3 separate regions of the Homo sapiens genome follow, and all the other regions are linked to region 3. Evidence: read pairs that join two places in POLR2A ChIA-PET (ENCODE). Cell type or tissue: GM12878. All regions are shown on one strand.

Region 1 (8,000 bases), 110 kb after region 3:
GCAGGGGTGAAGCACAGTGGGAGAATGTGCTGCTTTGACAGAGGGAGCCAGGCTTCAGTCATTTCTAGAGAATACTAAGCACAAAGAAAACTTCCATTGACCGCATGGTTATGTCACTGGTTTTCCTGTTGCAGGTTGTTAAACGCGTCTCCTGTGTAAATGTTTCTGGAGCCCTGGTTTGCCTGCTTTCTTGGATGGCACGAGGGTAAGCTCCTTGAGGTCAGGAACTGTATCTCAGTTTGAGTGCTCCAGAAACCCAAATATACCAGCCAACTACTATAGGTTGAGTATCACTCGTCCAAAATGCTTGGGAACAGCAGTGCTCTGGATTTTTTATATTTTCAGACTTTGGAATATTTTGCACATAATGAATATCTTGGGGATGGGATCCAAGTCTAAACACAAAACTAATTTATTTTTCGTATACGCCTTATATACATAGCCTGAAGGTAATTTTAGAAAATATTTTAAGTAATTTTGTGCATGAAACAGGGTTTGTGTTAAGTACTTAATGTATAAAAATTCTCACTTGTGGCATCATGTCCACACTCAAAAATTTGGATCTGAAGCATTTCAGATTTTGGATTTTTGGATTAGGGATGCTGAACTTGTATATTTGAGGGATTTCTTGACTGAATTTAGCAGAGGGTGGGTAAGGGTGCTCTCTGACTTGATTGAAGATGTGTCTGCAGTGTCTCCCTCACAAAGATCTTAAGAATTGGGGGCTTATGGAACAGGGACAGGTAGGGATTGCTGGTGGAAAAAACACTTTGAGGAGGAGCCCTGCAGAATGAGACTCTAAAGAAGTTCTAGAACACAGAGGATTTAATTCCAATGAAAAGCATGGAATGATATGACGGACGGTTGGAAGCAAAAGTTGGCTCTTTCCCACCTCTGCCATCTGATGACAGTCCTGGCAACACCACGGCCTCACTTCTCTATCAAGATTTTAACTATCCAAACACTCTTCCTTCCAGCTTGAGTTTGCAAAATAAAAGTGATGCCGGCTATTAACTCTGTTCGAGAGTGAGGAAACTGAGAGAAAAAGGAAGTTGGGGCAGAAACCAGGAATGGACAGAGCTCTCCTAACTCAGGGTTGGTAGCATCATTTGCCAGATCTACAAGAACTGCATTCATCCTTAACTCTTTTGTGCATTAGAATAAATATCTGGCTTAGAATTTTTATTCAAAAAATGTCTGAACCTTCCTTCTCTTTGACTCCCTAGCCACTGCCTAGCCTTCTTTTTCTTCACTTCCAGCTTCCTACATCTTCTTCTTGGGTGGCAGGGAAGGAACCATAAGCACGGGCAGGGTGGGAGGCGAACACTCGGGGTTGCAGCTGTCACTGATTATGGAAGGGTGTGTAAGATCCCCAAGCACACGCGCTTTGCCTCAGTTGCTGAATGCAGATTTGAAAACCACAGCAAGAGTGAAGACCAGAAAGGACAGTTGCTGGGTGGGTCAGGCTGGTGGAGATCTACCCCAGCTCCCAAGTCTAGCTTCTACTTTCTCCACCTGGGTTTTCTTCCCTTCAAGAAGATGTGCAGGGCCAGTGTGGATGGGCAGTGCCACACGAACCATTCAAAAGACGGCAATTTCCTATTCTGTACCAACCTCCACAGGGATCTCCTTGCCATGACTCCCCTGGGTTCCACCCTCTTCCCTTGCAGGCACCATACAGCAATCACAGCAGTCGTTGAAGACATAGATCTCGTGTCTCTACCCTGCTTAAAATACTTCAAAGTCCCACCCTCACTCTAAGGATAGTCTCAACATGGCTTCTAACCCCTGCTTAATTCTCTAGCAGCAGCCCAGGTCAGCTCCTCTTGCCTGACTCCTCCCACACTTCCTTCTGATCCTCAAAGAGCCAAAGTCTCCCGCCATAGGCTTTTTTTTTTTTTTGAGTCAAGATTTCACTCTGCTGCCCAGGCTGGAGTGCAGTGACACGATCACAGCTCACTGCAGCCTTGAACTCCTGGGCTCAAGCGATGCTCCCATCTCAGCATCCCAAGAAGCTGGGGCTACAGGCGTATGCCACCATGCCTGGCTAATTTTTTTTAGAAAAAATTTTTGTAGAGACGGGGGCCCCACTATTTTGCTCAGGCTGGTTTCAAACTCCTGGCCTCAAGCAATGCTCCCCTCCCACCTTGGCCTCCCAAAGTGCTAGGATTATAGGCATGAGCCATGCTCCCAGCATCCATGGGGCTTTTATAAAGGCTGTTTCCTAGACTTATTTGCTTAGGTATCTCTTCTTCAGCTTTCAGGTCTCAGCTTAAATGTCATTTCCCTTCTGGACCTGGCAGGGCAGAAGGTGCCATCGAGGGAGTTGATGTTTGCCATGACAAGGACCAAAAGGTTCGGCATCAGGAGCCCAAGAGCCAGGACATCCACCAAAGGCTGTTGGTCAAGCTGTTCAGGTTTCCGGCCAGATGAACCAACTCCACCTTCAACCAGGTTGTGCTGAAGACATTGTTAATGAGTCACAGAAACTGGCCACCTCTGTCTCTCTCCCATATGATGGGGAAGATGAAGCTTTCTGGCTGGAAGAACAAAACAGCTGTGGTTGTGGGGATCATAATGGATGTTGTGCCCGTGCTGGAGGTGCCCAAACTCAAGGTGTGTGCATTGCATGTGAGCAGCAGATCTACAGCCGCATCCTCAAGCCTGGGCAAAACCCTCACCTTTGCCCAGCTGGCCCTGGCCTTCCCAAGGCCTGTGGCTTCAGCCTGCTCTCCCATACTTACAAGGGCCAAGGTGTACAGGCATTTCGGCCAGGCCTGGGGAACCCCACACAGCCACACCAAACCCTATGTCCACCCCAAGGGCCAGCCCCAGCTAAAAAAAAACTAACCCTGGGTCATCCTCTCTTATTTAAATATTTTAGGACCAGAGGCAATGGTTCATTCCAGTAATCTCAGCACTTTGGTATGCTGGGGTGAGAGTATCACTTGAGGTCAGAAGTTTGAGATCAGCCTGGGCAACATAGCAAGACCTCGTCTCTATGTCTCTACTAAAAATTAAAAAAAAAAAAATTGGATGCTGAAAAAAAAAGAAAAATGTCACTTCCCTTCTAGTTTGAAGAAAGTTTCCTGGGTTCTTCAGATTAGGTTATATGCCCCACTATATTTTTTTCATAGCATTTTTTTCACTTCTGTAAAGTAGCCCCTATTATATTAATAGTGATGTGAATTTTTTAAAAAAATTGTTTTTAAAAATTTTTAGTTGCTGTTCCCATTCTCCTCCTCTTCCTCCTTTCTCTCTTCCCCCTTTCTTTCCTCTCTCCTCCTCTGTGCCCTTCTCTTCCTCCTCCTTCTTTCGATAACATCATCTTCTTAGTTCCTAGGACACAGCCTGGCACTCTGTGCATATTTGCTGAATGAGTGTGTGGATCTGTATGCCCTAGGAGTTGGGAGGACCTTTAAGATGATTGAATCCCATGAGTCTCCTTTGCAGCACCCCAGCCAGATGTCCCTAGCCTCTGCTCCAATGCCTCTGTACTGTGAACTTGTAGACTCCCAGGGCAGCCCGTTCTGTCTAAGGAGGCAGCCTCGCGGCATGGTTAAATGCTCAGGGTCATACTGAATATGTTATTTAATTCTTCTCAGCCTGTTTCCTCATCTGTAAAAAGGTGGTCATAGTAATACCCACTCCACAGCAATGTTGCAATTGTCAAATGAAATCAGGCATGTGGAACACAGCGCCTAGCCACAAGGGATGGTTAAATAAATGTGATTTATTGTCATGATGATTATTATTTTACCGTAACCATCATCAGCCTGTCTTCAGATGGTGATGACAGAAGGTGAAGTTGTTCTTACATTGCATAGTGATCAATTTCTCTCTAACTTCTGATTCTCTCTTTGGGTTTGCAGGTTCCACATGACAACCATTGGTGTCAGAGGCCAGTGCCTTGATGAATATGTGTCTTCTCTTCTCTAGTTTACCATGGGACAGATAGCTACTGCACCAGTTTCAGGTCTTCTCACCATCTTGGCCTCTTTCTGAATAACTCCTCTTTTGCGATGTCCCCTTACTGCTCAGGCCATCCTAGGGATGAAGAAAGTACTGGGCCAAAGAGATCCATGGGCATCCGTGTAGGGAGTGCCAAGAAATTAGGATTATCCTGCCTCGGCGCCCAGCCAAGGTTAACAAGCTTTATGGTCTGTTCGGCAAACCTGAGGGGACCCGGTCCTCCATTGTGGGATGGGAGTTGAAGGAAACAGTGTTCAGGTCTGGCCCAAGCCAAAACCCATCTATTGCAACCTACCATTTCTTTTCTGCCTACTTCTTCTATTTACTTTTTCTGTTGTTGTTGAGACCAGGTCTTGCTCTGTTGTCCAGGCTGGAGTGCAGTGGCACAATTATAGCTCACTGCAGCCTCAATCTCCTGGGTTCAAGTGATCCTCCTGCCTCAGCCTCCCGAGTAGCTTGGGACCACAGGCACATGCCACCACACCCAGCTAATTTATTTTCTTTTTGTAGAGACAGGGTCTTGCTATGTTACCCGGGCTGGTCTGGAGCTCCTGGGCTCAAGCGATCCTCCTGCCTTGGCCTCCCAAAGTGTTGGGATTACAGGTGTGAGCCACTGTGTCTGGGCACCTTCTTTTTTTTTTTTTTTTTCTTTTAAAGAAGGCTATTAAGTGTCCAGTGCCTGGAAAGTTCCTTTCTTTCCTGAATTAATATACCAAATTAGTTCCTGCTAAAGTGTTAATGACTAACCCCAGTTTCACTTCTTGTCAGCAATCTGCCCTCCTCCATAAAGGGTTGAATAAATAGGACTTTTAGACATAAGTGACCGAGTCTGTGAGGGAGTAAATTTTGAGCAGGGGGAGCTCTCACGCAGGGCTCTCCAATTTACACTGCGGAGGTAGCTTCCTTTTCCACCTCTGCAATAAGCCAACCAACCCTACAAATATCTGGTAGAAAGAAGGGCTGTTCCAGTGAAGAGTCAATTAGTATGAAGACCGCCATCTACTGGCAGATGATATCTACTGGCCCCATTGGTGCGCTAGATAAGTTTTGTCATTGCAGGGGGTTTCCCGATTGGGTTGCTTGAATGCTGAGAACCAGTCCTCTCCCCCATTCCTTTTGCCTAATTTCCCTTTTACATTATTGCTTTGTTACTTTGATTCCTCAACATATACAGTATTTCACAGAGCCTTTATGCTACAGGGGATCTTTGGAGGGTATAACTGTTGTGTGTCATTAACACTTTAGTATAAATTAACTCAATTGACTACCACTAGTCCAGAAGTTGAGAAATTCCAGTTTGTCCCCTTTTTTCTCCCTTTCTTCCTCTCTTTCTCCTATCACTGAATATAGAAGTCAGGCTCAAAAACACATCTTAGCTCTGGAGAGGAAAGGACTTCAGGACATTTTCATTTACCAGAAGACAGCTGTGGAAGTTTTAAAACGGTATCAGCACACTGGCCTTCCTTACTCCATCAAATCTCATGTGTGCCCTTCTCGGAGTCTCTAAAACAAATGCAACTCCAGGAAGTCTCCCTAGTCTCTGAGATCCCGTATTTCCAGTTCCTTCACCCCTCTAGCTGTCTGCCCCATCTTTTTTAACAAGAAGCGTAAATATCTCCACTGTATTCTTATGCACATTTCATGTGTGGTGCGTCTGTTTCATGTGTGGTCTGTCTGGCCTCTTGTCATGGGCTGTTTACTTCCTGGAGGCACTTTGGTTTTTCTTTCTCAGTATTTCACCATTGCACTAAGTCTAAGTTGTGGCACTGATCACGGTATGTGCTGCCTGCACATTGTGAGATGTTCCGTGGTCAGGGTTCGAGCAGTGGGGAAATGGTGGCTCGGAAGGTCTTGGTGAAGCTCATAACATGTTCTATGTCTCTACACACCTATTTATAGGTGTGGTTTGCAAGGAGGGGGTATTAGAACCACCGTTTACAACCTGGAGTGTGAGTGTCCCTGAAGAGACAGGAAGACTTCCCAGGGGGTATTTGGGCATGAATTGTTTCAAGGCACTCCATTTCCAGATGCTGAATGCCGTATCTGCCCTTCCCTGAACTGATCTAGCAGACAGTGCACCTGCAGCTGGGGGGTCGGGCTGGTTCTCTGGTCCTGCCTGCCCTTTCTCAATAGCGCTTTTCCCACTTTACAAAAGGAAAAAATTCTGTTAACTCTCTCTCATCCCAAATCTTACTTACTATGGTGCATTAGGCCAAGTGTACAAACTTCCATGGCATCCAAAAAAGGACAACTGAAAATATTAATGAAGGCAACATAAATCTCTAAGGTTTTGTGTCTCTCTCTGTCTTATACATACGTCTGTGACGGGCAAAGCATGGAATTAGACACAGGGCAAGATAGGTTGTGTGGTAAGGCAAAAATATGATACCAATATTTGTCTAATGAGTCCCCTCATCCTTCCCCCAAGGATTATCAAAGAACATATTGCCATCATGCAAATCTCATGAAAATAAAATAAGGTTAGTGAAGGTAGGAAGTATTGAGGGTGGTGGCACATTATTTCATCCCGGTGATAAATTCATGGTACAGCTTCATGCTCTATCAATATCTATCTATCTATCTGTCTGTCTGTCTATCTATCTATCATCTATCTATCTATCTAATCTAGTATGTCTACTATCTTAGAATTAGAATGCAGAATGTTTGTCTTGGGGACATATATTAACTCATTGATTTGGCTTGAAAAATGAAAACTGGACGAGCACGGTGACTTATGCCTGTAATCCCAGCATTTTGGGGGGCCGAGGCGGGCAGATCATGAGGTCAAGAGATGAAGACCATCCTGGCCAACATGGTGAAACCCTGTCTCTACTAAAAATACAAAAATTAGCTGGATGTGATTGCTTATGCCTGTAGTCCCAGCTACTCAGGAGGTTGAGGCAGAAGACTCACTTGAACCTGGGAGGCAGAGGTTGCAGTGAGCCGAGATAGTGCCATTGCACTCCAGCCTGGCAACAGAGAGAGACTCCGTCTCAAAAAAAAAGAAAAGAAAAAAAAAATGAAAACTAAGTGTTTTGGTGGGGGACAAAGAATAAGTCTACTCTGGGTGATTAATTTTATGACCCACTTCAACAATTACCTTAAAGTGCCATAAACTGAATGTGCTAAATTTTCAGCTCTTAAAATTTCCACAATAAAAATAAAGTATATGATAATATAAAATCAATGTACAAAAAAGTTTTGGTAAACTTATATTGAAATGAAAGATATTTCAATTTCTCCAACCCTTTTTAAGTATATCAAATTAGAAGGTGTCTTTATGAGAAAGAATAACAAGCATAATTAACAATCATTTAATAAGTCTTGATAAAGTATTTTAGGTGATTTCCCAGAAAAAGAGGACTTAATGACCACAAAGACTAGGTAATAAATATTTGCAAGTCAGATGTTTTCCAATTCTTTGCTTTCAACAATATCAGAAGAGGACCTAATGGAGTTGTCAGCTGATAGATTATTAAAAATAATTCTTGATGATAGAGCAGTATGTTATTTTTGGCTTAGAACTTGGAAAGAGTTCAGAGAGCCAAATCATATTGCTATAATAAAACTCCATCCAAACTTATTTACGTGAACAAGGTTTCCCAGCATTACTTCTATAAAAATGAAAAGTATGAATAGAATGGATGCTATTCCTTGTCTAACTCTAATAACAAGTAATGTCATGCATGAGTGCATGAATTAATTAAAGATAAAAGCCTTATTCGGCTGGGCGCGGTGGCCCGTGCCTGTAATGCCAGCACTTTGGGAGGCCGAGGCAGGCGGATCACAAGGTCAGGAGCTCGAGGCCATCCTGGCTAACACGGTGAAAACCTGTCTCTACTAAAAATACAAAAAATTAGCCGGGTGTGGTGGCGGGCGCCTGTAGTCCCAGCCACTCGGGAGGCTGAGGCAGGAGAATGGCGTGAACCTGGGAGGTGGAGATTGCAGTGAGTCGAGATCACGCCACTCCCCTCCAGCCTGGGCGACAGAACGAGACTCCGTCTCAATAAATAAATAAATAAATAAGT
Region 2 (8,000 bases), 73 kb after region 3:
TGCTAAATACAAGTCATTGAAACCTCCCTAAGATTCAGAAAGGTAAACATCATTCTCCCCATACAGATGAGGAGATGGAGGTTCAGATAGCCTAAGTAAACTGCGCAGGGTCTGACAGCTGACGAGATAAAACCAGAATTTGAACCCACATCCATCTGCTTTCTTCACAATAAAGCTCAGAACTGGAAACAGAACATGAAGTTTCCCATCACACTCTCCTCACAGGTTTTGCACATGAAATCACTGTGTGGGGAGGCGAGTGGAACAGGTACCTTTTTTTGTGTCTGATCGAGACATCACGAGTCAGCCTCTGAGCCTGGGGACTGCCAGCGAAATTCCCCTTGAAGGTGAATGTACAGAGTTCCTGGATTAATGAAAGATGAAACTAAGAGCTGGTTCTCAGAATTGAGCGTGAGCCAGTGTGATCTAGGATGCTCTGAGGACCACAACTCACTTGTCACAGGCAGCACCTTCCACAGCCAGTGGTCATGTCCTGTGCTATGAGTTCTGCCACTCAGGTTGCAGAAAGCTGACCAAGGGATTGGCACCCAAGCCAGAAAGTAGTCTGACTCCTTCGAGGTGGCTTGGCAAAACACTCTGTTCCATAGGGGTCTTCCCCATGAGACAGTGACACGGTGACTCCATCGGACACTTTCTCTTGGAAAGTGTGAGTACAAGATGTACACTGAGAAGTGAGTCACTATCGCTTGGAGCTGTGCCCCGAGAAAGGATGAGCGATGGTGGTGGGTTTCTAGGCAGGCTGAACTGCAAAGTACTAACTTCAGGGGAACCACTAAGCACAGTTGCTGGGTCTCCTCCAGGGATAGTTTAGGGTCCTCATAAATCCTCATGTAACCCAAGACTCCCCCATTTCTTCAGCCTTCAGGGAGCATGCTTTGTTTTCGTGTCCTAGTAACATCAACTGGCATTCCCTATCCCCTGTAGCTCTAGGGACCCCCAGCGTTTCCAAGGAGCACCCAGGAATGCTCACACATTATGGTGGTCTTGATACCTCTGCCAGCTGCCTTATGCTCCTCAGCTCATATCTTGCTGTGGTAAAGCAAGAAAAGGTAAGGAATTGAGGAGGTGTGCAAGGGGGTGATCACAATGACTGGCCATGAAATTGAAGGTGGGTAGTAAGAAGGGGAGAGGGAGTGAGGCCAGTGAAGAAGAGATAATATCAATGGATGGCAGGATCTGGTGGGGTCCAAGGCTGAGTGGAATTGAGGTTCTAGAGGGGTCAGCTGGAAAGGCAGGAGGTGGGATTAAAGAGTGGCATGCCTGGCCAGGTGAGGTGGCTCACGCCTGTAATCCCAGTACTTTGGGAGGCTAGTGGATCACGAGGTCAGGAGTTCGAGACGAGCCTGACCAACATGGTGAAACCCTGTCTCTACTAAAAATGCAAAAAAATTAGCTGGGCATGGTGGCGGGCGCCTATAATCCCAGCTGCTCAGGAGGCTGAGGCAGGAGAATAGCTTGAACCCAGGAGGCAGGGGTTGCAGTGAGCTGAGATCGCACCACTGCACTCCAGCCTGGCGACAGAGCAAAACTCCGTCTAAAAAAAAAAAAAGAGCCGGAAATTGAGGTTACAGTGGGATTGAAATTATTGATAATAACAAGGTCTAGTGTGTGGACCATGGGGGAGGTGGATACAGTGTGGCAGGGGAAAAGAGGTGTCCCAAGAAGCGTGCTTACTGTATTTTAAAATCTCCAAGACAAAAGATAGGACTGGAGAGAGTGACAGTGGGCTAGGAGCTGAAATCATGGAGAAATGATGGAGCATGAGCCAGGCCAAGAAGAATTCACATATGCCTTAGGGATAACCGTCTCTTTTCTGAATTCTGATTTTCAGATAGATTGATAGGAAAGGCATGGACTTGCCCTGTGCTTATCTCCTGGAAGAAATCAGGTGACAACCTGATAGTTCACACTGATAGCCGCTTGCTGTGCTCTCACAGGTCTCTCCTTGAGGCAAGGTCTCTTTTGACTTTTGCAGGAGGAAAGAAGAAGTAAGGTGGTTAAATAGAAATTATCAGCATTCTTGCCCCTGCTCTACACTGTATCTGAATTCAGTGTATCCCATGGCAGACAAAACACTCCCATTTCCACCATGGAGCTTCGACCTTAGAATAAATATGTGTAAGGCAAGAAGAGCCTTAAGTAAAGAAGGCTGCTCTTTACTGATGCCAAGGTTTTGTTTGTTCCCTTGTTTGAGGCCCCAGACCATTTATACCCGGGATGTAGTAAGATGCAGGATGGGTGAGAGGTGCATTTTTTTCTGTAAAGTGAGAGGAGAACAATTGTGAGGCGGGACAGTAGGCAGATCTAGACAGAAATGAGCACTGTGGAAGCTGAAGTCAGGAAAGGGATGCCTTGAAGCTGCCCGGGCTGGCATATTTCTTGGGAAGTGTTTGAAGATCACTGGCCTATTTGGCACTGGTTTTCTGGGTCTCAGTTTTCCTTTCTATAAAATTAAGAGGTGCCACTCCATGATCCCTAAACTGCATTTCAGCTTTCAATATTTAATTCCACGCATTAGGCTGGGCTCCTGGCTAATGTGTGCATCTGCCGAGGTCATTCCTGTCTCCTAGGCAAGTGTGAACAGACTGGGCAATGCCCCCACTTCTCAGTGTGTTGTATCCCACCTGTCTCTTTCCCTAGTAGCAGGTCGTTTTTTTTGTTTTTTTGTTTTTCTCTCTGTCTCACGATATCACCAAGTGGCACTACCACGTCCTAGCCTAGTGATGTTGGGCAAGTTAACTTAACCTCTCAGAGCTTCAGGTAACAGTGTGCATTCAATAGGAATTCTGCTGCACAGACTCACTACAATATAGGATTTTAAAAAATGCTGAACTATTAAAAGAGGCGGCTTTTGGAGGATGAGATTCTTGAAACTATGTCTTCCATTTCTGTGCTGTTTGAGTTTTTGCTGTGAGCATGTACCTTGCTTTCACAGTAAAATGTGTATTTTAAATGTTATGATTTTGTGTTTTTGACTTAAATGATGCCCACTCAGTATTGCATTATGCTTAATATGCAGCTCGGAGGCTGTGGTCATTACACATGTCTTTGATAACTTTTTATTTATTTTATTTTATTATTATTATTTGAGATGGAGTCTTGCTCTGTCACCCGGGCTGGAGTGCAATGGCGCTATCTCGGTTCACTGCAACCTCCACCTGCCAGTTCAAGCAATTCTCCTGCCTCAGCCTCCCGAATAGCTGGGATTACAGGTGCCTGCCACCACGCCTGACTAATTTTTTGTATTTTTAGTAGAGACGGGGTTTCACCACGTTGGCCAGGCTGGTCTCGAACTCCTGACCTCAGGTGATCCTCCCGCCTTGGCCTCCCAAAGTGCTGAGATTACAGATGTGAGACGCTGCGCCCAGCCGTCTTTGATCCATTTTTTAAATGAAAGAACTGGTTCTTATTTAATAAATAGGGTGAGGATATGAATAGGAGTCAGGGTTGATAAGAAGGCTGGGGTGTTCGCTGTTCTCGAAGGATGTGCCTCCTCTGCAGTACGCACGGTTTTGACTTCCGCCTGGGCAGTGGGAGGGGAGGAACAGAGTCCTTGAGGTGGTGCCAAGGGTGGGGCTCAGGCACGACCGTCAGTGGGGTTCAGGGCTTGGTCTGGGAAGGGCGAGGCAGGAGCAAGCCCTACAAGACAGGAGTGGCTTAGCTGCACTCAGCGCTCGAGGGAAGGAAGCAGCGGGAAGTGGGTGGTTTCAAGTTTTACTTTCAGTTTTCACTCAAAGTCATTTCAGGATGAAACCCATTTAACGGTCAGATCTCTCAGCCAGATTTCTCAGCAAACCTGTGCTCCACCCCACCCAGGTCCTCCAGGTGGAGCTTGCGGGCGGGCGGGGGAAGGTGAGCAGCAGGAATAGAACGTTCTGCAGTGCCTGGCCTGGACCTGGGAGCTGTCCGTCATCCGCATATCTGCAAATTGTCACACCTGGGCTGGGATCAGCTCTACTGCTAGATTCGGGTGAATATGGGCAAGACATTGCACCTCTCTACTCCAGAAATGTGGTCCGCGCTCTTCCAGGTGTCCCCTCAAGTTATTTTCATGGTCTTTACTGTGACCCAAAGGCAATGTTTCTGAAATGTTGACCTGCAGATCCCCTCCCAGAATCCCTTGAGGTGATTGTCCAAATGCAGACTCCTAGGTCACCCCCTGACCCATTGGACCAGTTTCCAGGAGTGGAGTTGAGCATCTTGCTTTTTGATAAACTCTCACGTACTTCAAAGGCTGAGATCCTCTGTCCTAGGGGGTAGAAATTTTACCTTGGTATGTTATACTAATAAGCAACCTGAGCTCAATGGTGGAGCAGGTGCTCCCACCTTCATCCCAGCACTTTGGGAGGCTGAGGCAGGAGGATTGCTTGAGCCCAGGAGTTTGAGACCAACCTGAGCAGCATGGCAAAACCTCGTCTCTAGAAAATACAAAAAAATTAGCCCAGTGTGGTGATGTGGGCCCATAGTTCCAGCTACTTAGGAGGCTGAGGTGGGAGGATCACCTGAGCCCAGGGAGGTTGAGGCTGCAGTGAGCTGTGATCACATCACTGTACTACAGCCTGGGTGACAGAGTGAGACCCCATCTCAAAAGGAAAAGAAAAACCTGAGCTCAAGACACAAACTACACTGCTCAGGATCTGCCAAAGAACCAATCGTAGAGACTTGATTCAAACCCAGAGCTAGGGTGATGGGTGTCCCACTTTGCCTGGGAAAATTCTGGTTTATGCCTGTTGGCATACCTCATTAACAGTAGCCATTTTCCCCACTTGCAAAAGCATCCTGGATTGGATAATACATTTTATGTCTTCCCTATTCAGAGCCCCTAGCCATGACTATACCATACTACTGCCCCTTCAAAAAGGTCAGCTAATGTGGTTCTGGGAACACACAGGATAAAGGGGGCATAACCTGGCTGGGGAGGTAGGTCAGGGGAGACACCTTAGCTATGTATGATTCTCAAATCCCCTCTCTGCCTTTAGGACAGCATTATAGGCAATGGGTACTCTCAAGAAGGACACTGATGAGTAACTGATTTCCATCTCCACTGAAAGCTGCAACCATAGCAGCAATTATGATAATATCTAACACTTACGTAGTGCTCACTATGTGCCAAGCACCATTCTAAGCACTTTGCATATGTCATGGAGATGAGCACAGACCCTCAACAGCAGCCAGAGGAATTGAGCTGGACAGCAAGAACTCTTGCGTGGGAAACTTGTGATGACAATGCACTATTGACCGAAGGCCCAGGAGTCCAGACAGCCAGCCAAGTCACAGGGCAATTTCGGATGTAGCCTTTGTAAACTGTGACCTTTCTGGATGATCTGGAAAAAGTCAACACCAGGATCCTGAGCCTAATATGCAGTGAAAAGGAGCCCGGTTTTCCTTCTCCAGGGACCTTTAAGAACAGAGCTGCCTGCACATCTTGACTAATTTACATCCAGCCCCACCAGGAAGCAGGAGGATGGAGATGACCTCTGAGGTCCCTTTGAGCCTAAGGGGTCTGTGATCATTACAACCACATGTCAAGACCCGGGAGACATTCCCGTTTCCTGCTCTTTCACCTGGGGACCCAGGCTGTGGGGCCCCTTTTGCCTGTGTATTTAGTGGGTCATGACCTTTTCCCTGGGCCTCCAGGTCTCCTCTTTAGCATTCACTCCCACCCACCCACAGGCCCCTGAGCTCTTTCTTTTCTGGGGTCTCCCCTGAGGAGTTTTGGGTAGATGCAGAAAGTAAGCCCTTGTCTTCTCTCTACTTCACCTCTAACACACATCTGGACTTTCCCAGCCATGCCTGGGGCTTTTGCGGCAACCAAACCATTTTAGGGACCTGGAGCAGAACCCGTTCTCCCTAAAAAAGAGTTAAGGCAGCCTCCAAACCTGTCACCTGGAAACATGCGTCCCCTTCAGGGCAGCAGAGACGGTAGTCATGATGGCGGAGGGTGTTGCCCAAACTGGCCAGAGGCGCTGCCCCAGCCAAAGGCAGAGATTCCCCAGTGTGCTTTTTAACCCAGGAGGCTAGTGAAGGGAGTCCCTGGAAGACACTACCCCCACCCCCACATTTCTTATTTAGATCATCCTACATCAGGCAGCTGGAGGGAAGGCACTGGCTGAGGGCCCAGCTGCTTGGCTGGAGCAAAACTGACACTTTTCTTTTTCCCCTCTAGTTGGAGAGAGAGGGGGAGAAAGAGAAGAGAGAAGCGAGGAGAGGACAAGGAACAGAGTGAAAGGAGAGAGGAAAGGAAAACAGTGTGGAAAGGAAAGGATGAAGACGAGAAAAGTGGGAGAACAGGAGAAAGGGGAGAGTGATGCTGCCAGATCCACCAGCATCAACTTAAGGAAACAGATTTTAGGGTAGGGGTTTCATCATGGGCCTATAGGAGATCAAGGGGTGGGGGCAGGGTTGAGGGTGGGGAGGAAGTTACAGTGAACTGTGCTTAGCACAGTTGACTCTTACAGTAGGACCTCAACCCCTCAAAACCCAGCTCTTTGGGGGACTCTAGACAGTCTCTGCGAGGGGGTTCATTGGGTAAAGAGAGAAAGAAAGTGTTACAGCAACCCACAGGCACTGTGCATTCAATTTAGTTCATCCTTTTAAAAGTTACTTATTTATTCTTATAGACAGGGTCTCCCTTTGTGGCCCAAGCTGTAGTGCAGTGGTACCATCATAGCTCACTGCCTCCTTGACTTCTTCAGCTCAGAAGATCCTCCCAGCTCAGCCTCCAAGTAGCTGGGGCCACAGGCATGTGCCATCATGCCTAGCTAATTAAAAAATTTTTTTTTCTTTTTGTAGCGACAGGGTCTCACCATCTTGCCCAGGTTGGTCTTGAACCCCTGGGCTCAAGCAATCCTCCCGCCTTGACCTCCTAAAGTTCTAGGACTACAGGCATGAGCCCCCATGCTCAGCCTAGCTTATACTATTTATGCACCTACTTTTTATATGCCAAGCTCCATAGTAGGTGCTGGGCACATCACAGGTGAATGAGATAAAATCTCTGGCAACATTCTGGGGAGGATGTGCAGTGTGTTCAGTAGGCTGTGTGTGTGTGCATATGTGTGATGGGCTGTGGGCACTGAGACTCCTTCCAGAAGGATAAGAAAATACATATTCGTTTTTATGTATGAGTTAGGGGATCTAAGAGCTGGAAGATCCTTAGAAAGCCAGCTTGTAGGATGGTCCCTAAAAAACATCCAGATGAAAGATTCCTTCTTATATGCTAGCAGATGCCTCAGAGAGGGCAGTACTCCAGCTGATCCCAGGCACAGGGTAGGAGACGAGACATTGGCTCTACTGGTCAGATCAGGAAACCCAAGTAGGAGGAGGCTTAAGAGGCCATCTCCTTCCATCCTCTCTCCAAGGCAGTAATCTCCTACTCAGCTGAAGGCATGCAATATTTGCATGCCACCCCCGGGGCAAGGAAGCTAGCTACCTACAAAAACCCCTCGCTGCAATGGTAAATGCTAATATCCAGAATCTACAAAGAACTTAAACAAATTTACAAGAAAAAATCAAACAACTCCATCAAAAAGTGGGTGAAGGATATGAACAGACACTTTTCAAAAGAAGACATTTATGCAGCCAACAGACACAGGAAAAAATGCTCATCATCACTGGCCATCAGAGAAATGCAAATCAAAACCACAGTGAGATACCATCTCACACCAGTTAGAATGGCAATCATTAAAAAGTCAGGAAACAACAGGTGCTGGAGAGGATGTGGAGAAATAGGAATAATTTTACACTGTTGGTGGGACTGTAAACTAGTTCAACCATTGTGGAAGTCAGTGTGGCAATTCCTCAAGGATCTAGAACTAGAAATACCATTTGACCCAGCCATCCCATTACTGGATATATACCCAAAGGATTATAAATCATGCTGCTATAAAGACACATGCACACATATGTTTATTGCAGCACTATTCACAATAGCAAAGACTTGGAAGCAACCCAAATGTCCAACAATGATAGACTGGATTAAG
Region 3 (8,000 bases):
AAGAGAAACTCTGAAATTACAGTTTTCTTAATTTGAACTGGATCAAATCTTAGATAAGCAGGACTCACTCATCCACCAAACAGAGCTAGCCGCATAAGTTGTAAAGTTTTTCTTTTCCCATCACAAATGCTTCCCTGGGATTTAGTAAAACTGGAGGTAGGGGCTGGGCATGGTGGCTCACACCTGTAATCCCAGCACTTTGGGAGACTGAGGTGGGTGGATCACTTGAGGCCAGGAGTTCCAGACCAGCCTGGCCAATATGGTGAAACCCCATTTCTACTGAAAATACAAAAATTAGGCTGGCATGGTGGCGTATGCTTGTAATCCCAGTTACCCAGGAGGCTGAGGCAGAAGGATCACTTGAACCCAGGAGGCAGAGGTTGCAGTGAGCAAAGATCTCACCATTGCATTCCAGCCTGGGCAACAGAGCCAGACCCTGTCTCAAAAAAAGAAAACAATAACAACAACAAAAACGAAACAAAAAACTGGAGATGGGGACTCTGCCTGACTGGGATACTGTGAGACCTTCCAGAGGTGATGGAAGTTGTTTGGGATGGACAGAGGTGCCTGGTGCTAGAGGCAAGCAAGTTTGAGATTCTGGGCCCTGGCCACTGATGGCGAGAGTCCCTAGAGGAAGGTGCCTGATGGGAGCAAGAGCTTACTTTGCCCACTCCCTCTATGTGTAAAGACCTTTTGAGTGTAACAAGTGTCAGATTACAATTGAGTAGGTCAGAGAGAAAAGGAAATTCATCTGAACCATAAAGTTCTAAAGAGAGAGATAACATCATTGCCAATTTTGGGGGAAACAGAGCCACAAGAGGCTAATCACACACTGCCTGAGTAATGAAGACATTGTGGCAGCGCCACAGGATGGGCACATTGACTGATGGAATAGGATAGAGAATGCAGAAACAGACCTGTGTACTATCTGATAAATAAAGCTGAAAAAAAAAGGTTATCTATAAGGAAAATATGAAAATTATTCCCTGCCTCACACCATATAAAAACAAACAACTCCAGATTGACTTAATTGTCAAAAAAAAAACCTAAAATTTTTAAACTTCAGGCTGTAAATTCTAAATTTAGTTGAAAATATAGGCAAATATCTTTTAAACCTTGGAGCAGAGAAGAGTTTCTCAAAACAGAAAGTGCTAACCTTAGAGGTATTAAAGCAAAGAACATCATGTAATGCCTTGAATATACAGAAAAGACAACTTGTAAACAGATTAGTTTGAAGAATATTATAAAGAACTCCTAGAAATCAATAAGAAAAACATAAGCAAGCTGATAGAAAAATCATTAAGAGACCTGGACAGGTCTTCTGCGGAAGAGGAAACACACATAGTTAATAAACAAAGAGATACTCAACCTCATTGTGATCAGGGAAATGTGTTAATTCTACTGGCAAGTTACAAAGTCTAACCAAACCAAATGTTGCAGAAGATGTATGAATAAATCCACAAATCTCTCATTCCTTAAGGGTGTATAAATGATTACAACCATTTTGAAAAATGTTCACATACTTATTGCACAGCAATTTCACTCCTGGTTACATAAACAACCTTTTCACACACAGCAAAAGACATTCATAGCAATTGCTCACAATAGCAAAAATAAGAGAGTAGCTGAAAACATTATTTGTAGTATTTCACACAACGAAATATTACAGTGTTCAAAATTAATAAAACAGCCAGGCAAAGTAGCTCATGCCTGTAATCCCAGCTCTTTGGGAGGCTGAGATGGGAGGGTTGCTTGAGGCCAGGAGTTCCAGACCAGCCTAGGCAACATAGTGAGACCCTAATCTCTACAAAAAAATTAGAAGTAGCTGGGCATGATGGTGCCTGCCAGCGGTCCCAGCATTTTGGGAGGCTGAGGCAGGAGGATCGCTTGAGCCCAGGAGTTTGAGGCTGCAGTTAGCTATGATTGCACCACTGCACTCCAGCCTAGGTGACAGAGCAAGACTCTGTCTCTAAAATAAATAAATAAATAAATAAATAAAATGAAATTATATAAAAGGAAAGCAAGATAAAGATGCATCTAAAATGTAGTATGTTAATTACAGTGCATGGAAGAGGCAGGCAGAGTGGGATGAAGAAGAACCATGTGTTGGGTGGTATGTTTCTAGGAGCGTGTTACATTTTTCAAAACAATAGCCAAACAATCAAGTAGGGTTATGCATGGGGCAACTATAGGAGTGCAGAATGAAATAAGTATTATGATTAATCCATTTCCATGCGACTGAGATCCACTTAAGTAAATAAAACAGACCGGGGGCAAATTTGACATGGTCGTAGTGAGAAAAGTCCATTTGGAGTGAGAAGGTCCCCGTAAGTGGCCTTTCAAAAGCGATTTAATTATTCTGAGTCTCAATTTCCTGTACTATTCAATGGGTGAAACTACCAAGAGCTACACCAAGTGGGTTTGCTGCAAGGATGAAATGAGAAAATGTATGCGAAGTGTCACATATGCCAGCCCTGCCTCCTAACTTCCTCTCTCTCTGCTGTGCACCCCAGCAGCGAGTGGTGTATATGTGGGAGGTTCTGTTACAGTGAATATTAGGGGCACCTTGATAAGAAGAAGTCACAGAAGACTGGAAATCCATCTGAGAGGAAAGATGGGGGCAGTCCAGCTCCTCTGTCTGGGCACTAATTAGGTCGGGGATTTGGGGGCTGATTTGATGTACCAAAAAGTCTTGCGTTTTGTCTACAGCATGAACGGCTCCTCTATCTTCCCCAACTCACCCACTCCAGTCTTTTGTGTGCACGTGACAACCTCAGTGGCAATGTCATTAGAACATACTTTATTTTTTATTTTCAGTTTTAGAGGCAGTTTAGCATGGTAGAAAGCATGTTGGCTTTTGTAGCAGAGATTACTAGGGCTTCTCCATACCTGGTTTTCCTCTTTCCTGGGCACAGAGAAGTCTACTTTCCCAGGTTCCTTGAAGTTAGGTGGGGCCCTGTGAATGACTAGCTAATGGAATGTGTTTGGTGGTGATACAGTCAGGTCATCTTCAGCCCTAAGCATGGAAGCCCCTGCGTGAAGCTCCAGCCCTTTGTCTTCAGGTAGATTGACAATAGAGGCCCCATGTTGGGGTGGGAAAAGGGAAGGGTAGCTGAGCTGCCACAAGGAGGAAAACTACCCTGGAGATGCACTCAGATCTGCAACCACTTTTGCGTGGGTGAAAAATACACTTTTATTATACAAAGCCACGGAAACTTTAGAGTTTACTTGTACCTGCAGCATAGCTTGGCTTATCCTGACTTATCCAGCCTTTTCTCAGATTATCCTGGGTTAGAATGCTGATTCCATCAGCTATAGGCTGAAAGGTCAGGATGGAACAAGTCACTGAATGAATCTGATCCTTCATTCTTCGTCTTTCAAATGGTAACAATATCTGACTCATAGAATTCTCGTCAAGGTAAGGTAAGCTAATGTATTTACAGTTCCTTTTGCAGTGTCTGGAACAGAGTAGGCAGTCATAACTCATAGCTATTATTATTATTACTATTTGCTAGGTTTGATGCCAGGAATAATAGGAGGGAAGATAAAGCATCTCTCTTCCTTAAAGTGAACAGATTTTATTTGAGAAAATGAGCTGTGTGCTCAAGATAATTTAACAGACCTTACAAGGGATTGTTGAAAGAGCTAAACACACAATGGAGGGGCTACCCGCCTTCTCTCTGTCTCCCGGGAGCTACCTACCTGACACATCCTGAGTCATACAAGGACTTGCACTTTTTGAATATTCTCTAAAGCCCTGGGTAGTACATGTGAGCTACCAGGTCATCATCTATATCTGCATTAAGGCTCTCAGTGGCACTAGATGGTGAGCAGCTTTGGAGATTGACTGGTTGATCTGACTGAGGATCCACAAGCTCTGCACAGATGTGGGCTTAAGAAACATGGGGAGGCAGAGAGTCCTGGGGAGCTCTCGACGTGGTCAACCCAGAGGCAGTGGGATAAACCTGAGGACTTCCAAGGCTATTCCAGCCCCGAGACATTAAACTTCTCCAAGCCAGAACTGCAGAAGCGAGACACATGTGTGGCCATTTACTGAGTTAAGAAAATCTTCCCTTCAGCGTTTGGTGGGCACGTGGGAGGGCCCAGAGTAAAACGGGCAAGAAAGGAGACAGAGTTAGCCTCTGGGCCGTCAGAGATCCTGTTCCTGTTTTTATGAAGGTTCTGACAGAGAAGGCTCAGCAGGCTGGACAAGGGCCAGACCGCAGGGGCATGGCGCGGGTTGCTGGGTGAATGTTCAGAAGTTGAGAAGCTGTCAACGCCCTTGCTGGATGATGGTGATTGCACGTCTATTAAGCGTTGAGGGATCCTAGAAAAAGGGCATGTTTCCCCCACTCACCAGCTCCCTACCTCTGTCAAAGGAAACTGAAAGCAAATATACTACACAAGGGTTTCCCCAGAGCCCCAGGGACAGAAAATTTGCTACATTGGAGCACTGAAGCATGACTTTCAAATCTAGAACAAACTTGTCCCATCTTGAGACCACCGGCGCAAATCTCACTTGTCTGTTTAATCTTCTTTATGATCAACTATTTGCGCAATTTGGGCCAAAATCGGGGGCTCCACCCAAACGCTGCCACAGAACAGACTCAATTTCAGAAGGCACTTTCTTCTCGCCAGACCACTTGCTCAAGCCGCTATACAGCCCTCTGCTCAGGCCCCATGCCCAAAGATTGGGAAACTAAGGCCAGGGAAAGGGTGACGTGTGTGAAGAATGTCACAGCAGCTTAGACGAGGAACCAGGAATAAGCCTGACATAGCTTTTTAGACCAACATTTTGTTAAGAGGTTCATGCAGCTGATGATCTTGGTCCAGGCAAGTCGCTTAACCTTCCTAATCCTCAGTTTCATCATCATCTTCTTTTTTTTTTTTTTTTTTTTTTTAGACAGAGTCTTGCTCTGTCGCCCAGGCTGGAGTGCAGTGGCTCAATCTCGGCTCACTGCAAGCTCCGCCTCCCGGGTTCACGCCATTCTCCTGCCTCAGCCTCCCGAGTAGCTGGGACTACAGCCGCCCACCACCACGCCCGGCTAATTTTTTTGTATTTTTTTAGTAGAGACGGGGTTTCACCGTGTTAGCCAGGGTGGTCTCCATCTCCTGACCTCGTGATCCGCCCACCTCCCAAAGTGCTGGGATTACAGGCGTGAGCCACTGTACCTGGCCGGGCCTCTGGAGTTCTTAGGGACACACCTGCAATGAGCTTGGGAGGTCCCCTGCTCCCTCTCCATTTCTTTTCCCTTCTCTTCTAAACAGCCTTTGATGCCTGTCTGTTGGACAAGCTTGCATGTTCATTTAATGCAGGATAAAGATGTTGGCGCCTAAGAGGGCCACACTGTCTCATCTGTCCCCATTGGCAAATCTTCTTCTCCCAGTTCATTCCTCTTTTGCAAAACATGGATTATTATACCCATCTGACAAGGTCTTTGTGAGGATTCGAGAGAACACGCAAAGCCCGACATGTACTAGGCCCTTGATAAATGACTCTGGTGGTATTTGTGTGTCACGTGCCATATGTAATGCTGGACACTATACATGTTGGCACTGCCCCATCTCCTGTTTCCTAGATCTGCCCTGTGGGTGACAAAGCACAGGTGCCTTCACTTCCATGTGGTAACCCTTTACTATGGAAAGACAACAATTCGGTCCCCCAGAAATCTTTTCTCCAGGCTATGTGGACCTGGATCCTCAGCTTTTGTTCATGTGAACACTAGATCTCCTCATCTGTTCACACACCTTTGGGATGGGCTCAGATTTGCCAGTATCCCTTTTAAAATAGGACGCTAGGAATGAACTCTGTGTTTCATGAGAAGGATCACCAGGGAGGCCACCATGTTTCCTTGCAGACCCAGTGGAAGTTAATACCAGTCACACCAAATGACCTATTTCAGAGATGTGCCATAAGATTTCTGGGGACAGGAGACTAAACAAACAAACAAAAAATACATGTCCTCGCAGGCGGTAGGTGGACTTTGGGATTCTAGAATATTCCATTTCCTGACTTGGGTGATGGTTACATGGGTTATTCATCTTGCAATGATTCATTGAGCTAAGTGTTTTAAAATAGCAGCTTGGTTGAAATACAATTCACGTGTTATACAACTCGCTCATTCAGAGTGTACAATTCAGTGATTTTTGAGTATATTCACAGAGTTATGCAATCATCACCGCAGTCAATTTTAGAGCTTTTTCATCACATCAGAAAGAAACCCTGTGCCCTTTAGCTATCAGCCTCCTATAGCCCCATCTTCCTCAGCCCTAAGCGACCCCTAATCTGCTCTCTATCTCTAGAATCATTTTGGGGTCCGATGAAAGGTGAACTTTAACAACACGTGTCACTTATCCCATTTTATATATGGGGTAACTAAGGCTGAAGGCAGTAAAACAATTTGCCCAAGCTTCAGAGTAACTTAGACTGCAGAAATCCTCAGCATCGTCACCTAAGTGCAGTTGGCTGGCATGGAGGGGAGCTGCCTCCCTTGTCCTGATAAGCCCTTGGTTAGCGCTGGTGCCAGCTGCTAGCATCCATGCCCTCAGCCACTTAGCTGTATTCCTCCTCTCTGGTGGCCTGTGGGCTGGATTCATCCTTGTCCTATTGGGTGCAATATCTCCATGTCTCTAGTTTCATCCAGGCACTAGGTACCTCCAGCGCTTTGGAGCTTAACACAGGTGTGACAGCTGTGTTCTCCAGAAGGCAGATGCTGCGGTGGAGTTAGGAGTGCAGAAAGTTTGCAGGAAGAAGACCTGTGAGAGAAAAGGGGAGAAAGTAGAACAAGGCAGAAGGAGCCACAAGATTACCATGTACATCCAACAAAGTCCATGCCAGCCCAATGGGCAGCTCCAGAGCAAAGACTGCCCAATGAAGGAGTCCCACATAGCAAGGAAATTGGTATGCATTTTTGCTAGCACCTTGCTCGATCATTGGCTGATTCCCATCCATCCTCTTGCAAGGAATGTGTGACCTCAGGTAGGAAGTCATGGCGGACCCCAGGGAGCTAAAAGCTGGAGCCCATCAGCTAATCACACTCTGCAAGTCCTTTTCTGAAGCGACATCTGAGCACTGCATGTCCTTATCTGCCAGTGCCCCCAGCCCAAGCCAGACATCCCTGCTGGAATCAGTTATTGACAGGCTGGCTCAGGGAATCATCCAGAGTCCAGAACCATAGACTACGGACCTGGATTATCTACCAAAGAGCTGGTTATTCCAATCTCCCTGCTCCCCTTTTTTGGTAGTTCACGATAGGAGTGGTTTGTCACCAAACTGGGGGGATTCTGTAAGGTGTTTGGGCCTCAGCGCTCAAGGACCTGGGGACAGGTGTTCTTTGTACTGTTATTCCTGAATGAATTCAGGTCTCTGGTACTGGTCATAGTCATCGTTGTCAGCATCATCACCATCTTCCCCATAACCTTCTTTCCCAGCAGCAAACAGCATTTTTTAAATACCAAATTCTCAGTGATGCTAGATTGAATTTTAATGTAAAGGAAGGAAATATTCCAAGTTGTCCTGTCTACTAGAAACTTCTTGTATTAAGGGTAATCACTTACTAAGCCAAATACAGAATAAACATGGTGAACTTCTGGGCTCTAAGATCTCGGGTTTTTAATTTCCCCTCTGTAAGATGGGAATTACCTTGACTGCTTCCCTCTGATCCCTAAAGGACTGGAGAGACTTCAATGAGATAATGGAGGTGAGAGCCTTGAGCATCTCATTCCACTGTCATCAGAGCATCTTTTTGCCTACGGCTCTTGAAACCTCTTAAAAGCACCACCACATTTTCATCATATAAAAATTGCCCAAGAGACACTTCATCATTACCAGCACTTGGTGGGAACCTGGCATTCATGCTCACATTCCTCTATGATCACAGAGTCTTGTTGGTCCAAAGAGACCACAAAGGGCATCTTTCGTCTGGTCCGTCTGGGGCAGAAAGTAAAAAGCCCCAGAGGATCTTGTTTGCCTCCTCCCCTCTGCTTGGGCCCAGGCAGTT

The links. Peaks named below come from ENCODE experiments on the same cell type or tissue, not always from the same donor. Only the 100,000 strongest peaks of a DNase experiment are listed, where the experiment ranks them.
Region 1: POLR2A ChIA-PET joins it to region 3 with 13 read pairs; 3 of 35 experiments call an interaction of 5 or more read pairs at or near these places.
Region 2: POLR2A ChIA-PET joins it to region 3 with 11 read pairs; 4 of 35 experiments call an interaction of 5 or more read pairs at or near these places.

What each region holds. Positions count from the first base shown.
Region 1 is chr12:4,104,538-4,112,537 of GRCh38, reverse strand. LOC124900317 (a long non-coding RNA gene) reads left to right here. Exons shown (of 4, transcript XR_007063173.1): 2 at 978-1,095; 3 at 2,258-2,616; 4 at 3,873-8,000. It also overlaps the pseudogene RPL18P9. Among named protein-coding and RNA genes, the nearest start is that of LINC03141, 97 kb to the right of the region's middle. RefSeq lists enhancers at 4,714-4,773, 4,861-5,155. In GM12878, a CTCF peak has its summit at 4,978 (motif pointing left); a DNase peak (open chromatin) is centred at 4,917; H3K27ac peaks cover 1,189 bases.
Region 2 is chr12:4,138,771-4,146,770 of GRCh38, reverse strand. No RefSeq gene overlaps it. Among named protein-coding and RNA genes, the nearest start is that of LINC03141, 130 kb to the right of the region's middle. RefSeq lists an enhancer at 327-426. In GM12878, a CTCF peak has its summit at 2,720; DNase peaks (open chromatin) are centred at 300 and 3,670; H3K4me3 peaks cover 672 bases; H3K27ac peaks cover 3,097 bases.
Region 3 is chr12:4,211,772-4,219,771 of GRCh38, reverse strand. No RefSeq gene overlaps it. Among named protein-coding and RNA genes, the nearest start is that of CCND2, 58 kb to the left of the region's middle. RefSeq lists an enhancer at 4,464-4,683. In GM12878, no CTCF peak of the experiment used is centred here; DNase peaks (open chromatin) are centred at 2,443, 3,711, 4,301 and 4,677; H3K4me3 peaks cover 1,278 bases; H3K27ac peaks cover 2,152 bases.